2 separate regions of the Homo sapiens genome follow, and region 1 is linked to region 2. Evidence: read pairs that join two places in POLR2A ChIA-PET (ENCODE). Cell type or tissue: PC-9. All regions are shown on one strand. Links, peaks and the distances in the headings refer to the core of each region. The heading gives the core; the rest is flanking DNA. Region 1 overlaps SIPA1L3 (signal induced proliferation associated 1 like 3). Region 2 overlaps SIPA1L3 (signal induced proliferation associated 1 like 3).

The links. ChIA-PET counts read pairs that join two places held together with the same protein. Peaks named below come from ENCODE experiments on the same cell type or tissue, not always from the same donor. Only the 100,000 strongest peaks of a DNase experiment are listed, where the experiment ranks them.
Region 1: POLR2A ChIA-PET joins it to region 2 with 13 read pairs; 7 of 35 experiments call an interaction of 5 or more read pairs at or near these places.

The regions. Positions count from the first base shown.
Region 1 is chr19:37,950,435-37,957,873 of GRCh38, reverse strand. The region is part of intron 1 of SIPA1L3 (signal induced proliferation associated 1 like 3); the gene reads right to left. Among named protein-coding and RNA genes, the nearest start is that of SIPA1L3, 47 kb to the right of the region's middle. In PC-9, for the core only: no CTCF peak of the experiment used is centred there; a DNase peak (open chromatin) is centred at 4,063; H3K27ac peaks cover 1,512 bases.
Region 2 is chr19:38,032,129-38,039,567 of GRCh38, reverse strand. All of the region lies in intron 2 of SIPA1L3 (signal induced proliferation associated 1 like 3), which reads right to left. Among named protein-coding and RNA genes, the nearest start is that of SNORD152, 130 kb to the left of the region's middle. RefSeq lists an enhancer at 2,022-2,523. In PC-9, for the core only: no CTCF peak of the experiment used is centred there; no DNase peak of the experiment used is centred there.

The sequences.
Region 1 (7,439 bases), core at 2,831-5,330, 81 kb after region 2:
CAGGCATGGTGATGCATGCCTATAGTCACAGCTACTCCAGAAGCTAAGGTGAGAGGATCACTTGAGCTCAGAAGTCGAGGCTGCAGTGAGCTGTGATTATGCCACTGTACACCAGCCTGGGCAACAGAAGACTCTGTCTCAAAAAATAAATTAAATTAAATTAAAAATTAGCTGGGCATGGTGACATGTGCCTATAGTCCTAGCTATGCAGGAGGTTGAGATGGGAGGGCTGCTTGAGCCCAAAAGGCCATGATTGTGCCACTGCACTCCAGACTGGGTAACAGTGAGATCCTGTCTCAAAAGAAAAGAAAAAAGAAAAAAAAGAAAAAAAAATTCCATTCACAATAGCATAAAAAAAATACATAAGAATAAATTTAACATAAGTGTAGACTTGTACACTGAAAGCTACAAGCACTGAAAAGCTGAAAGAAATTAAAGACAATCTAAATAAACAGAGAAGCATTCTTTGTACACAAACTGGAAGACTAAACATTAATATGGCAATTCTCACCATATTGACATGTAGAGTCAACACACAGTCTATCAAATCCCAGCAGGCTTTTGTGCAGATATTGACAAGGTGATCTGAAAACTTGTCAGTATGCAAAGGACCCACACAAGCCAAAACAATTTTGGAAAACAAAACAAGGTGAGGACTTAACACTTCCCGATTTCTAAAGTAACTTTAAAGCTACAGTAATGAAGACTGTGGCACTAGCAGTAGGATAGACATTTAAACCAATAGATCAGAAGAAACAAACCCTTATATTAATAATCAAATGACTTTTACCATAGTGCTACCTAATTCAGTGGAGGAAAATGGTCTTTTTTTCAACAAATGGAGCTGGGATAATTGGATATTAATACGCAAAAAGATAAATTTAGGCCCCTTATGTAATACACAAAAATGATATCAAAATTAATGATAGATTCAAAGGCAAGAGTTAAAAGTATGCAACTTCTAGGAGAAAACATGAAAGAAGAACTTCATGATACTGGGTCAAAGAGTTCTTAAATATAATACCAAAAGCACAATCCATAAAAGACTAATTGATAAACGGAATTTCCAAAATTAAAAACTTTTATATTAGGGTGGGCGTGGTGGCTCACACCTGTAATCCCAACACTTTGGGAGGCCAAGGTGGGCGGATCACTTGAGGTCAGGAGTTCAAGACCAGCCTGGCCAACATGGCGAAACCCCATCTCTACTAAAAATACAAAAATTAGCTGGGCATGGTGGCGTGTGCATGTAATCCCGGCTACTCAGGAGGCTGAGGCAGGAGAATTGCTTGAACCCGGGAGGCAGAGATTGCAGTGAGCCGAGATTGTGCCACTGCTCCAACCTGGGTGACAAGAGTGAGACTCAGTCTCAAAAAAAAAAAAAAACAAAACTTTTATACTTCCAAAGGCATGACTAAAAAAATAAAAATATTTTCTGGGAAAAAATATTTGCAAACTACATATCTGATGAGTGTTATCCAGAACATATCAAGAACTCTTACAACTCAATGAAATAACAAGATTAAGAAATAGGCAAACAATACAAATACATATTTCACCAAAGAAGATACACGAATGGCCAATAAGCACATAAAAAGATGATCAACAGCATTAGTCATCAGAGACATGCAAATCACAACTACAATGAGATACCACTGCACACCCACCAGGATGGCTGTAACAATAAGCGTTGGTGAGGATAAAGAAATACTGGACCCCAGCCAGGGGCGGTGGCACGCACCTGTGGTCCCAACTATTCAGGAGGCTGAAGCGGGAAAACAGCTTGAGCCCAGGAGTTTGATACTGTAGTGCGCCATGATCACGCCTGTGAATAGCCATTGTACTCCAGCCTGGACAACATCATGAGACCCTATCTATGAAAATGGCGCAGCCACTTTGGAAAACAATCTGGCAGTTTCTTAAAAACTTAAACAGAGTTACCAAATGACCCAGTAATTCCACTCCTGAGCAGAAATGAAAACATGTCCACACAAAGACCTGAACATAAATGTCTATAACAGCACTACTCATACTAGCCCAAACTGGAAACAATCCAAGTATCCATTAACGAATAATGGTAATGAAATTATCCATTCATGGTTAACGAATAAACAAAATGTGGTTTACCCATACAATAGAATATTATTCAGCAATAAGAACAAATGAACGACTGATATGAGCTATCACCTGGAGGAAGCGCAGAAACATTATGCTAAGTGACGGAAGCCTGGTACAGAAAAGACTACATACTGTATGACTGCATGTATTTGAAATGTTCAGGAAACGCAAATCTACAGAGACAAAGAGCAGGTTAGTGGTAGCCTGGGCCTAGGCGTGGAAGCAAGGACTGCCTGCAAAGAGGTACAAGATGGATATCTTTTGGGGTGGTGGTAATATTCTAAAACTGGATTGTGGTGATAGTTATGCAGCTTCACAAATTTACCAAAAACAGCTGAATTGCATACTCTTTTTTTTTTTTTTTGAGACAGAGTTTTGCTCTTGTTGCCCAGGCTGGAATGCAATGGTGCGATCTTGGCTCACGGCAACCTCCGCCTCCTAGGTTCAAGCGATTCTCCTGCCTCAGCCTCCTGAGTAGCGGGGATTACAGGCATGTGCCAACACACCTGGCTAATTTTGTATTTTTAGTAGAGACGGGGTTTCTCCATGTTGGTCAGGCTGGTCTCAAACTCTCGACCTCAGGTGATCTACCCACCTCGGCCTGCCAAAGTGCTAGGATTACAGGTGTGAGCCACCATGCCTGGCCTTTTTTTTTTTTTTTTTTTTTGAGAGACAGCATCTCACTCTGTCACCCAGGCTGGAGTGCAGTGGTGTGATCCCGGCTCACTGCAACCCCCGCCTCCTGTGTTCAAGCAATCCTCGTGCTTCAGCTACCCAAGTACCTGGGACTACAGGCATGCACCACAATGCCTGGCTAATTTTTGTATTTTTAGTAGAGACAGGGTTTCACCATGTTGTCCTTGCTGGTCTCGAACTCCTGGCCTCAAGAGATCTGCCTGCCTTGGCCTCCCAAAGTACTGGGATTACAGGCATAAGCCACTGCGCCCAGCCTGAATTGCATATTCTGAATGGGTGACTTTTATGGCACGTGTGTATATATACACACATACAGGCGGTGGTGGTGACAACTTCTGTAACCTAATCACCTCTGGACTTCCCACTCCATATGAAACCGCCTGGTTCTTAAAGCCGAGAGGCTTCACGCTTGGATGTGCTTATCACTAGGGGTTTACGGAAACTTAACAGATACAGGAGTATCTTGAAAACAGTGTTTTCAAGGGAAGCAATGTTCAGATCCTCAACATCCACAAGTTCCTCTTCCTAAAACTGATCTGGCTGCAAACCAGCCTGTCTCCTTCCCCACTGCCCACCCGCTGTTGTGCACTCCCCCATTTTCCCAAGGAGCACGACCGAGAGGTGTGTAAACCTCCAGGACTCCAAACACACAACATCAATATTGGTTTCGGGGAAGTAGCCTTTAGTGAACAATAAAAAGCTACTTAAACCCCCAGACTTGCCTGTCTTTCCCTGACTTAAGTATCTTTCTGCCAAACATGAAACTGGGCTTTAAAAATAGGATTTTCTGAACCATAGTAGGATCATGAATGTCAAAGCAGTATAGGTTAGTGGCTCTGATTTGTTCAAAGGGAACATTTTTCAGGACCACTGAATTTTTCTAGATCCACCAAGAAAAAATTCCCAGGGAAAAATTTACATGATTGCTTTCAGCTTCTGTGTACTTTACTCAATAAGGTAGTAAAAACTTTTTTTTATCTAACCACATCATAAAATATTTCAATTACATTCGACCTTCAAAATGTGTACTATTTTCTTCTCCCACAAATAAGACAAATTTAAAGTTACCATAAGCTTATTTTAGATGTTAGCTTTACAGTGTACAAGGAGGTATACAGGGGCTTATCAAAATTCTTTTGGGGAGGATGCAAGCAAAAATGTTTAACGATGATCAGATTAAATTTGAATAATCCTGGCTAACCCATGCCCTAATTCCTGGTGGCTGAGCTGTAGGAACTCAGCATGGGGCACAAATTCTGGGGAAAGCAAGATTTCAGACAATGGCAAAATCACACGTGCCTGGGGGTACAGCCAGCAGCGAGGAGTCAGTCAGGCCTCACAGCCCCTTCTTTCCCAGCTTTCAGGGGCCTCAAAAGCAAAGCTGCTCAAGGGAAGATTTGAAAAGGGATTTTCTGAACCGATAGGTCAATTCAAAAGATTTCCTTTCATTCGAGTAAAAGGGCTTTCGCCCCTCCTTCACCTCAAGTAAGTTTGGCACGCATGCACACACATACACACACACACACATGAGGAATGCATTCACCTTAAATTACCTTGAACTAAGTCAGTGATTACCCTCTTGAATATTTCCCACTATTAGCAAAATTCCTCCTAAGAGCAGACTTTGTTCCGAATTGGTCATGAACTCTATCCAGCTCTTTCCAAAGTTACCTGGGGAGGTACACACTGGGTCAACCATTATCCTAATAAAGTGCACAGATCTGACCAAATTCCTCCTGAAACATGATGCGATACGCCAGGTTTAGCGGCCAGTGTGCAAGGCTGGGTCATGGGCAGGAAAGGAATGTTTTTTTCCAAAGAGGAAAAAAACTGCAGACTTAAACTCTACTTTCATTCATTTGAGAAGGATCCTGGGCCCCCTCTATGGATAGGATTGTAAGCTGAGAATGCGGGTTCACGCCATTCTCCTGCCTCAGCCTCCTGAGTAGCTGGGACTACAGGCCTCCGCCACCACGCCTGGCTAATTGTTTTTGTATTTTTAGTACAGACGGAGTTTCACCATGTTAGCCAGGATCTCCCGACCTTGTAATCCACCCACCTCGGCCTCCCAAAGTGCTGGGATTACAGGCGTGAGCCACCGTGCCCGGCCAAGAATCCTCTGTGCATACACACACTCTGAAGTGTATGCAATCACCCAGGATGGTGTTCAAAATGCAGATACCCAGGCCTCAGGCCCCAAACCAGAATCTCCAGCAATGTGGAACAGAGCTGCTGTATTTTAACAAGTTCCCCAGGCCAGTCTGTTGATCACATAAAGCTAAGAACCGCCACTCAGGAAAGTCTAGCAAAGTGGTTCTCAAATATCTGATTCATACAAATCATTTCTGGAGAATTATTTATTTATTTTTATATTTTATTTTATTTTTGAGACAGAGTCTCACTCTGTTCCTCAGGCTGGAGTGCAATGGCACGATCTTGGCTCACTGCAACCTTCACCACCCGGGTTCAAGGAATTCTCCTGCCTCAGCCCCCTGAGTAGCTGGGATTACAGGTGCCTGCCACCACACCTGGCTAGTTTTTGCATTTTTAGTAAAGACAGGGTTTCACCATGTTGGCCAGGCTGGTTTTGAACTCCTGGCCTCAAGTGATCTACCCACCTCGGCATCCCAAAGTGCTAGGATTACAGGCATGAGCCACTGCGCCTGGCAGAGAATTTTTTAAATTTAAATATAGATTCTAGGGTCCACTAAAATTACTGTATTACTTAGGACTCTTTCGGTTGCAAGTGGCAGAGACCCAATTCAAACTGACTTGAGGGGAAAAAGGGCCAATGTTTTGGCTCCCATTACTGAGAAGTTCAGTTACCCAAAGAATTTGTCTGTAATGAATTATTTCCATCTCCTTTCCACTCGACCCTCTGAGCAAAGATGGTCCCCAGGCCCCCAGCAGCATTAAGCTTACACTCTACAACTTGGCACCTCCATAGGAAGAAAGCTCCTCTTCTTTCCTGGGAGCTCCAGAGAAAGACCTGTCTTAATTCTGATTGGACTGACTCACCTCCTCCCTTCCTTGAACCAATCCCTATGGCAGGAAGATAAGGAATGACCTGAACTGCCCAGGCTACTCCTAAGGCATTTCTAAGTCCAAACCAGGTAGACCAGGACATTCCACAACAGTGGGGCTTTTTTTTTTTTTTTTTTTTTTTGAGACAGTCTTGCTCTGTCGCCAGGCTGGAGTGCAGTGGTGTGATCTCGGCTCACTGCAGCCTCCGCCTCCTGGGTTCAAGTGATTCCCCTGCCTCAGCCTCCCGAGTAGCTGGGACTACAGGCGCCCGCCACCATGCCCGGCTAATTTTTTGCATTTTAGTAGAGACGGGGTTTCACTGTGTTGGCCAGGATAGTCTCTATTTCCTGACCTCGTGATCCGCCCACCTCAGCCTCCCAAAGTGCTGGGATTACAGGTGTGAGCCGCTGCGCCTGGCCCGGGGCTTTTTTTAAGTTGTTTTTTTTCCCACTTCTGTTTCTAAAACTTCCTTCTAGAAAATGTGAAAAATATACAAAAGTTTAAAGAGGAAGATGAAAATAATCTGTAAAGAGGAAGATGAAAATAATCTGTAATCATCCTACCAACTAAAATTTTTAGATCTTCACACTCAAAGCTGTGCACATGAGCACTGGTCTCCTGATTAGAATCCTATTCTGTACAAAGGATGACACTGTGGTTGAGTCTTCATGACAATTCTCCCAAAACTGAAGATAAACATTGTAGTCATTTTCATGTTTGTTCAGCCAACACTGGTTTGCTTCCCTTTTCCAGTTAATTTGCTCTTGTTTGTAACCCCTCAAGATGTGGGTATTTCCTAAGAAGAATCTCTGGATCACAGTACAATTATAAAAATCAGAAAGTGACAGCCTTACGGTACTGTGATCTAACGGACAGACACAATTCCAGTTTCAAGGGCATATTCCAGATTCCCTGCCATATCCCCAGTGCCTGGGGTAAATAATAAATTGCACACAGCGGTCTCAGTAAGTGAACGGACGGGATGGAGGAAGAGCAGTTCCCAACAGGAAAACCCCAAAAGAATGGTGAATGGTTGTAGGGCGGCCAAACCAGCAGATGATCTTCCTCTCCACCTGCGGGAGCAGATGCTCCAGGAGTGAAGCCAGAGAATCCCAACTGTTACCAAGATTCCCCAGGTGATGCCAACCCACAGCCAGGTTTAAGAATCACCGTCTGGGGAATAGATATAACCAGACACAAACACAGCATTTCCCCAGAAGCTTCTTCCAGATCTGCCTTTCACAAGAGAAGAAGGAAAAGTGCCGCATGCCGGGGTACTGGGGACAGGCGGATCAGACCTGGGAGGGCTCGCAGCGGAGGGAGCAGCAGACGGGCTTGTGGGGAGCAAGCGCCAGTCTCGGCACAGAAGGGCCCCGCGCAGCCTTCATGACAGAGGCGAGGCAGGCCCTAGAACCAAGCCCGCCATCAGCTCGCGTTCAAGTGTGATCAGGAGCTGGGGCTGCACTGAGCAGGGAACTTGGGATCTCTTGAATTTCCAGTCGCCCCAAATCTCAGACGACAAACGTACATCCAATGATCGAGCCCTGTAAGCTCTTTCTTGTCCTTACTACGCAGATGAAGAAACCAAAGCTGTTACTCAC
Region 2 (7,439 bases), core at 3,154-5,653:
CGCGTGCCACCACGTCAGGCTAATTTTTGTATTTTTAGTAGAGATGGGGTTTCACCATGCTGGCCAGGCTGGTCTCGAACTTCTGGCCTCAAGTGATTCACCCGCCTCAGCCTCCCAAATTGCTGGGATTACAGGCGTGAGCCACCATGCCCGACCCCCACCCCCACCACCCCCACCCCCCGCTGGCAAACTTTTTTTCATCTCTTTGGAAAGCTATCGAACCACTTTGTTTTGGGGCACGTATGGCATTTTTTAGGTACAAGTGTTGAAAAAAATCTGGAAGACACACACCAGCTCATAAAAGTGATTATCTTGGGGCATTATGGGTCCTTTGATTTCTTTTTTTAAACAACAAACAAGCATTACTTTGATAATCAGAAATGCAGGCTAGGCAAGGTGGCTCATGCCTGTAATCCTAGCACTTTGGGAGGCCAAGGCAGGTGGATTGTCTGAGCTCAGGAGTTCGAGACCACCCTGGGCAACATGGTGAAAGCTTGTCTCTACTAAAATACAAAAAATTAGCCAGGCGTGGTGGTGCACGCCTGTGGTCCAGCTACTCAGGAGGCTGAGGTATAAGAATTGCTTGAACCTCGGAGGCGGAGGTTGTGGTGAGCCAAGATTGTGCCACTGCACTCCAGCCTGGGCGACAAAGTGAGACTGTGTCTCCAAAAAATAAAAATTAAAATTAAAAAATTAAAGAAATGCAAACAAATAATACAGCTTTATAATGTCGCTCAGTAACTCTAACTGAATTGGTCAAGGGTGAGACCCAGGCCTTGGGATTTCTTAAAGTTGCCAACATAATTCTAATGTACAGCAAGGATGGGAATCATTATTAAACATTTTCCAAATTACACTGTAGAAGATGTTCCTGGGTGTCTTTCAAAAAGAAAAGTGCTCCATAGTCAAAGAAGCGGGTTTCTTTCCTGTAGGATTTCTCAGACTGTAACATGCACATGACTTTTTTTTTTTTTTTTTTGAGACGGAGTCTCGCTGTCACCCAGGCTACAGTGCAGTGACGTGATCTTGGCTCACTGCAACCTCTGCCTCCTGAGTTCAAGCAATTCTCCCTGCCTCAGCCTCCTGAGCAGCTGGGATTACAGGCGCCCACCACCATGCCTGGCTAATTTTTGTATTTTTAGTAGAGATGGGGTTTCACCATGCTGGCCAGGCTGGTCTCGAACTCCTGACAGGTGATCTGCTCACCTGGGCCTCCCAAAGTGCTGGGATTACAGGAATGAGCCACCTCGTCTGGCCTGCACATGACTTTTACATGAGGAAGATACAGTGCACAGTGGACATCTGTGTGTGTCTGCTCAGAACTCCTTTCCAGCAGCCATGCCATTAGCAAGTCCTGTCCACTCTACCTCCAAACCGTACCCAGAACCTGCCCCCTCCTCTCCCTCCATGCTCCTTACCCTGGCCCCATCCTCTGGCATCTCCAGCCTAGACTAGAGCAACAGCTTCCTCCTTACTCTCACACTGGCTTCTATAATTCACTGTCACCAAGGCACGCTAGTGGCAGATCCTTGGGACATGCAGAGTTTGAAAAATCTCCCGCTACCTGCCCTGACACTGCCCAGGGCATCCCTACCTGCCATCCTCTGACCATGGAAGGTGCCTGCTTTAAGATGAAGGCACCGTGACAGACAGTCCCCCAGGCTATTGTTGAGCTGCTGTGTCACCAGCTCACAGGGTCCAAAGAACCCTCAGACTTGGAGGTGGGGGGCCTGACTGCTTAAGTCTGCATGAATGGGGGTTGCCGTTACCTGGAGCCAAAAGCCTCCAATCCATACGCTCCTTATTGTTTTACTCTATTTACTGGTCAGCAGTTTTTTTCACCAGGTAAAAATTATCCTATGTATCTGCCTGGTTCACTGCCTGTGTCCCGCTCCTCGAATGCCAGCTCTGAGAACAGGGATATTTGTCGTCTTGTTCACTGCTGGAACACCCCCTGCCAAAGAGTGGGAACTCAGCATTTGTTAAGAGAATGACTGAGCTCATTTGATTCTTTCAACAGCTCCAAAAGGCAGGTGTTCCAAGTCCCAGCCTCCTCCTCACCGCCAGCCAGACCCGGCACCATCTGCCCCCACCTACCTCTCCCAGCTCTTGACCCTGCAGTTACACAGGTCTTCTTCCAGTTCCTTCGCAGAGTCAAGCTCCTTCCCACGTCCGGAGCTCTGCTGATGCGGTTCCCTCTACCAGGGACTCTCTCCCCATTCCTCGCCCCCACTGGGGGAAGGTCTACTTATCCTTCAGGCCTCCTCCCAAACGTCAGTCCTTATGACAGACGTTCCCTGACCTCTCAAGACATGTCCGGGCTCTCAGATATGCTGTCACGGCCCTCTGGGCTCCTCTGCCAGAGCACTTAGTGCAGACATAATCACACAGCTGTTGCTGTAATTACTTCAATTCTGTTTCCACCACTAAACTATGAGCTCCAGGAAGGCAGGGGGACACCTCTGCATTTCTAGAGCCCTGAGAAGGCCTGGCACACAGTAGGTGCTGCATAAATACCCCACCAGTCCACTGTGGCTATGAGAGTTACTGCTCACTGAGTATCGTATTTCTAGTCCCTTGTAGTTAGGCAGGACCGTGTGACAGTTCTGGGTGCAGGTGGAAGTGAACACGTGGCTTCTGGGCCTCGGCATCTAAGTGCTGCTGTGCACCTCTCCGTCCCCTTCTGCTGTGGTGTCTCTGCAGCCTGTGAGGCTCCAAGACAGGGGCAGGCCGGGATGGGGCGAGTGGGGGGAGCTCCTGTCAGCCTGGGTCCCTGAGGTACAAGGTTAAGCCCTCCCACCTGACCTGCCCATGTCACAAGTAAGAAATGGACATCTGTTGTGTCCAACCTCTAGGATTTCAGGGTTAATTTGTTACTGCAGCAGAAACTCGCCCATCAGAGGCATTCCTGTGAATGAATGAAGGCAGCTAGAAAGCAGAGACACTGTGATCACCGACCGGAAGGTGTGGAGCAGGGAAACGGCCACCAGCCACCCAGCACGGAACTCAGTGAAAGAACAGAAGCGGGGAATGGGCCAAGCACTCCACGGAGCTGCGACTCTGTGCTCCTGAGGGGGCAGATGAAATGACCCAAAGCCTCCACTGCCTTCAGACAGGGCCTGCCTGGGCAGCCCTCGGGACACACGCTCCTTAGGGATCACAGCCAAGTGTCCGTCCCTGGGGACGGGGAAGGAGGCAGTGCTGAAGCCAGCAACACCCTGGAAAACCCTCTTAGCCAGAGGAAGCTGAACCAGCAAGGCTGCATGAAAGGTCTGGGCTAATTCGGGCTGACAACCTTCCCTCCGAATCACCCACTGGGGCTGTGCCCTCCCGGCTCCATCCCAGAGAATAAATCACACTGTCAGGTCTAATTTGGGGCTTGGCTGATGGGCTGAGCAGAGCATCCATGCGTTCTGGCCACAGAGGTCAAGGGCAGCCTACACTCTTGAGGCCAGTGCTGAAAAGTCTCAGGAATGAACAAGAAAGGGGACCAGGAGGCCAGGAGCCATGGGTCTCCAACACACACCAAAGAAACTCCCAACTTGGCCCATGAAATTCCTGGCCCAGGCTTTCGCTGTATGAACTCTGCTCCCAGAACACAGTCCTGCTACACCTAGGCCTGTGCCAGCTCAGGGCTGGGTGCAGGGCGACCCCTCACATGTCTGGTGAATGAATAATCACAACAGCAGCAGCTCACGCTTATTATCTTATAGGCTGTTACTAAGCCACCTAACCTCCAACATGCAGTAAGGGCTAATGAATGCAAGCTGCCACCATCCTCCTCCTCCTCATTATCATCATCACCACCTCCACCACCGCCACCACCATCATCTCATCATCATCATCTCATTATCATCTATTATGCGACTTCTCGTGCCAGGTACTGTCCTAGGTACTTGAAATTCATAATCCCATCTTAATCCTTACAACCACCTTGGGAGAAAATGGAAGCACCCACAGTTAAGCTGCCCATTTAGGGCTAGTCACGGGCTCAGCTATGACTAGACCCCAGGTCAGCTGGATTCCGGAAAGCTGTGCTCTTGGCCACCGTGTCAACCCATTTTTGCTTTCATCTCCCTGGAGAAGCCTGTCCCCAAACTCCAAGTCACCGTTAGGTGCCTTCTTGGGGTTCCCACAGCCCCGTGGCTTCCCCTATTAGAACTCTTATCACTCTGGGTTGTTTACCTGCAGAACTTCCCAACATACTGTATACCAGGGTAAGCCTCGTGCCCAGCAAGAGGAGCAGGAACATGGGAGGTGCCCAATCAATGATGGTTGGTTGGAAGGATGGATGGAGACCCAAGTCTGAATCTTTCATTTTACTGAGGAGGGAAACAGAAGTTCAGAAAGGAGAGCTGTCGTGAGAGTTTCACTGAAGAAAGGCAGGTGGAGAAGATGGTAGAAACGGCTCCTTGATGAATCTCTATTCCACCTCCAAAGCCCAAAAGCTGCTTCCAGGAGCCCTCTTTGACCCCTAGGCTGGGTTAGGCACCTCCACTGGGTTCCCACTCCCCTGGGCTTCCCCGATCACAGACCTGACCACTCTGGGGTCTGAAGGTCTGCTTCCCTCACCGGATGGGGAGCCGCATGAGGGCAGAGCCACCCAGCCATGAGGCTGGTCCAGTCACCACTGCATCCCCACTACTCTACAGGGACGGGCAGGGGAGGCGCATATCAAATGTGTGCGCAATCAACCAGCAGACCTCCAGAGAAAGAAAAGGCTAGAAGGCTCATCCTGGGAAGAATAACTAAAAGCACAGGTATAGTTTGGAAAAAGGGAGGCCAAGAGGGGTTCCCTCAGCCACTTGTAAGTCCCTGCAGGGCTGCCAGGAATAAGACGTGCAGCTGGTGCTCTCCCGAGGACTAGACCTGAACCAGTGGGAGGTAGTTAGTTACACAGGGGCGGATGTGATTCACAAGACAGTTTTTTAATGATCACAACTTCCCCAAAGCAAAACACACTGCTGGGCTCTGCCCTTGCTGGAAGAATTTAAACCCAGGCCAGACAGTGAGCAGCCTGGTCCCCTGTACCCCACCCCCCGCACCCCCGGACCTCTTATGAGGCAACAAAGTGTAGTGGCTAAGAACAGGGGCCCTGGACCCAGGCTGCATGCCTCCCTGTCCCAGCTCCTCTACCTGGCAGGCAGCTTCACCACTCGTGCCTCAGTTTCCTCATCATTACCATGGGGATATCACAGCAGTGACGTCTTAGGGTAGTTACAAGAACTGAATGAGATCATGCACGTGAGGCGCTTACGGCAGGGCTTGGCACAGAGTCAGCACCCATTAATGTTCATTATTACTGCTTTTCCTTCCCCATGAAACCAGGCAGTGCTGGCTGGCCACCCCAACAGATACTCTCAATTCATTTTTTCTCTGGCTTCCTCCTCAGGAAAGGCTGAAAAGTTAAATAACATTTGCCACCTTCCTTGGAGCTAGGGGAGGCTATGCGACATGGCAGCAGGAGCGATGTGTCCATGAGGGGAAAGATCAAGAGAATCAAAGCGGCTCTGCCCTGACACTGCCCAGCCACCAAACTAACACTGGCAGCCAAGCACCTCCAGGTGTGCTGTTGTGAGCGAGAAATAAGCCCTCATTCAATCAAGCTGCAGTGAGCGGGGGTTTCTGTTCCTGAAACTTGAAGACATTCCTGGCCGAATGCACATACCATGATGCAAATGGCTCAAGGCGCACACCCATGGTAATTGTTTGCCAATTTCAGCTCAGGCCCGCTGCTGAGAACCCCTGACCCAGAGGAAAAACAGTGGGTGGCTGAGCCATACAGTGCTTACCAAGCCCAGTCGCTGTGTTCCACCCTTCCTTTTCAGCTGTATCTACTCCCCATCTGTACAATTATTTACATACACGCACACACACACACACACACACACACATACGTATCTCTCTCGCTCTATTGCCCGGGGCTGGAGTACAGTAGCATGGCCTCGACCTCCTGGGCGCAAGTGATCCTCCTGCCATAGCCGTCCGAGTTCCTGGGACTACAGGTGCATGCCACCAAGCCTGGCTATTTAAAACATTTTTTGTAGAGATGGAGTCTCACTCTGCTGCCCAGGCTGGTCTTAAACTCTTGGCCTCAAGTGATTCTCCTGCCTTGACCTCCCAAAGAGCTGGGATTATAGAGTGAGCCACTGCACCCAGCCCTCAAGTGATGTTCAAGCTTTATATATTTAAAAAGAATCCATATCACCACTAAAAATGAAAAATTGCTATCTTTTGCTACAAAGAAAAGCAAACTTAAAAAATAAACACAATGAAAACAAAACATAGTCACAGTCATTCATTATCTGACGTTGCATAATTTGGGTTCAATGGACTGGCAAAAAATTTTTCACTTTCCTTTTCTATTGCGGGGAACATCAGATCTGGCAATACTCAGGGATAAGACTGGCTCCAGCTGAGCAGGGCTGCCCCTTGGAGAGGGAACACATTTCCTTTTCACAGAAACTGTGTTCAGAAGGGAGATGATTTGACTGTGATCTCCCGGATGGCTGTGGATGAATTAGGCTGGGGACCGCCTCACTCCCTCCTCTATTCAGGGCCTCCTCAGAGAGGCCTTCCTTGGCCACCTTGTCCGAAAATTGCCCTGTGAGGCCAGTCCCCTTCCCTGCTTTATTCATCACTATATACTCCTATATACATCCTATGTACACTATATACATCCAACTTATCCTATATTCACTTCTTTTTTTTTTTTGAGACCGAGTCTCGCTCTGTTGCCCAGGCTGGAGTGCAGTGGCGCAACCTCAGCTCACTGCCACCTCTGCCTCTGGGTTCAAGCGATCCTCCCACCTCAGCCTCTCAAGTAGCTAGGATTACAGGTGTGTGCCACCACGGTTGGCTAATTTTTTTGTATTTTTAGTAGAGACGGGGTTTAGTAGAGACGGCCACCATGTTGGCCAGGCTGGTCTTGAACTCCTGACCGCAAGTGACCCGCCCACCTTGGCCTCCCAAAGGTGTTGGGATTACAGGTGTGAGCCACCATGCCCAGCCCTATATTCACTTTTTATCTGTTTACTGTTTTATTCTCCAGTAGGATGTCCGTTCCCTTAAGGTAAGGAGTTTGTTTTTTCATTCCTGAATCCCTAGTGCCTAGAAGCAGATAGTAGGTGCTCAAATGCATATTTGCTGAGTGAAGGAAAATAAATGAATGAACAAACGAAACCTGTTCATGTTCTTTCCAAGTTCCCTAAGGCCCTGGTTACCACGTAGGAAAAGTGCCGTTCTTCCTGCTGTGTGAGAGGCAATGCTAGGAATTTACTTGGAACTTGGGAGCTTTTATCACATGAAAAAGGAATGTGCTAGATTAAAACAAGTATCTATGAGCCCATAGGATATAAATTAGTAACTAAATAAAGAAATAAGGGGGAAGGGACAGGTCTTCCTTACAGAAGAGTTCCAATTAATAAATGTAGATGGAA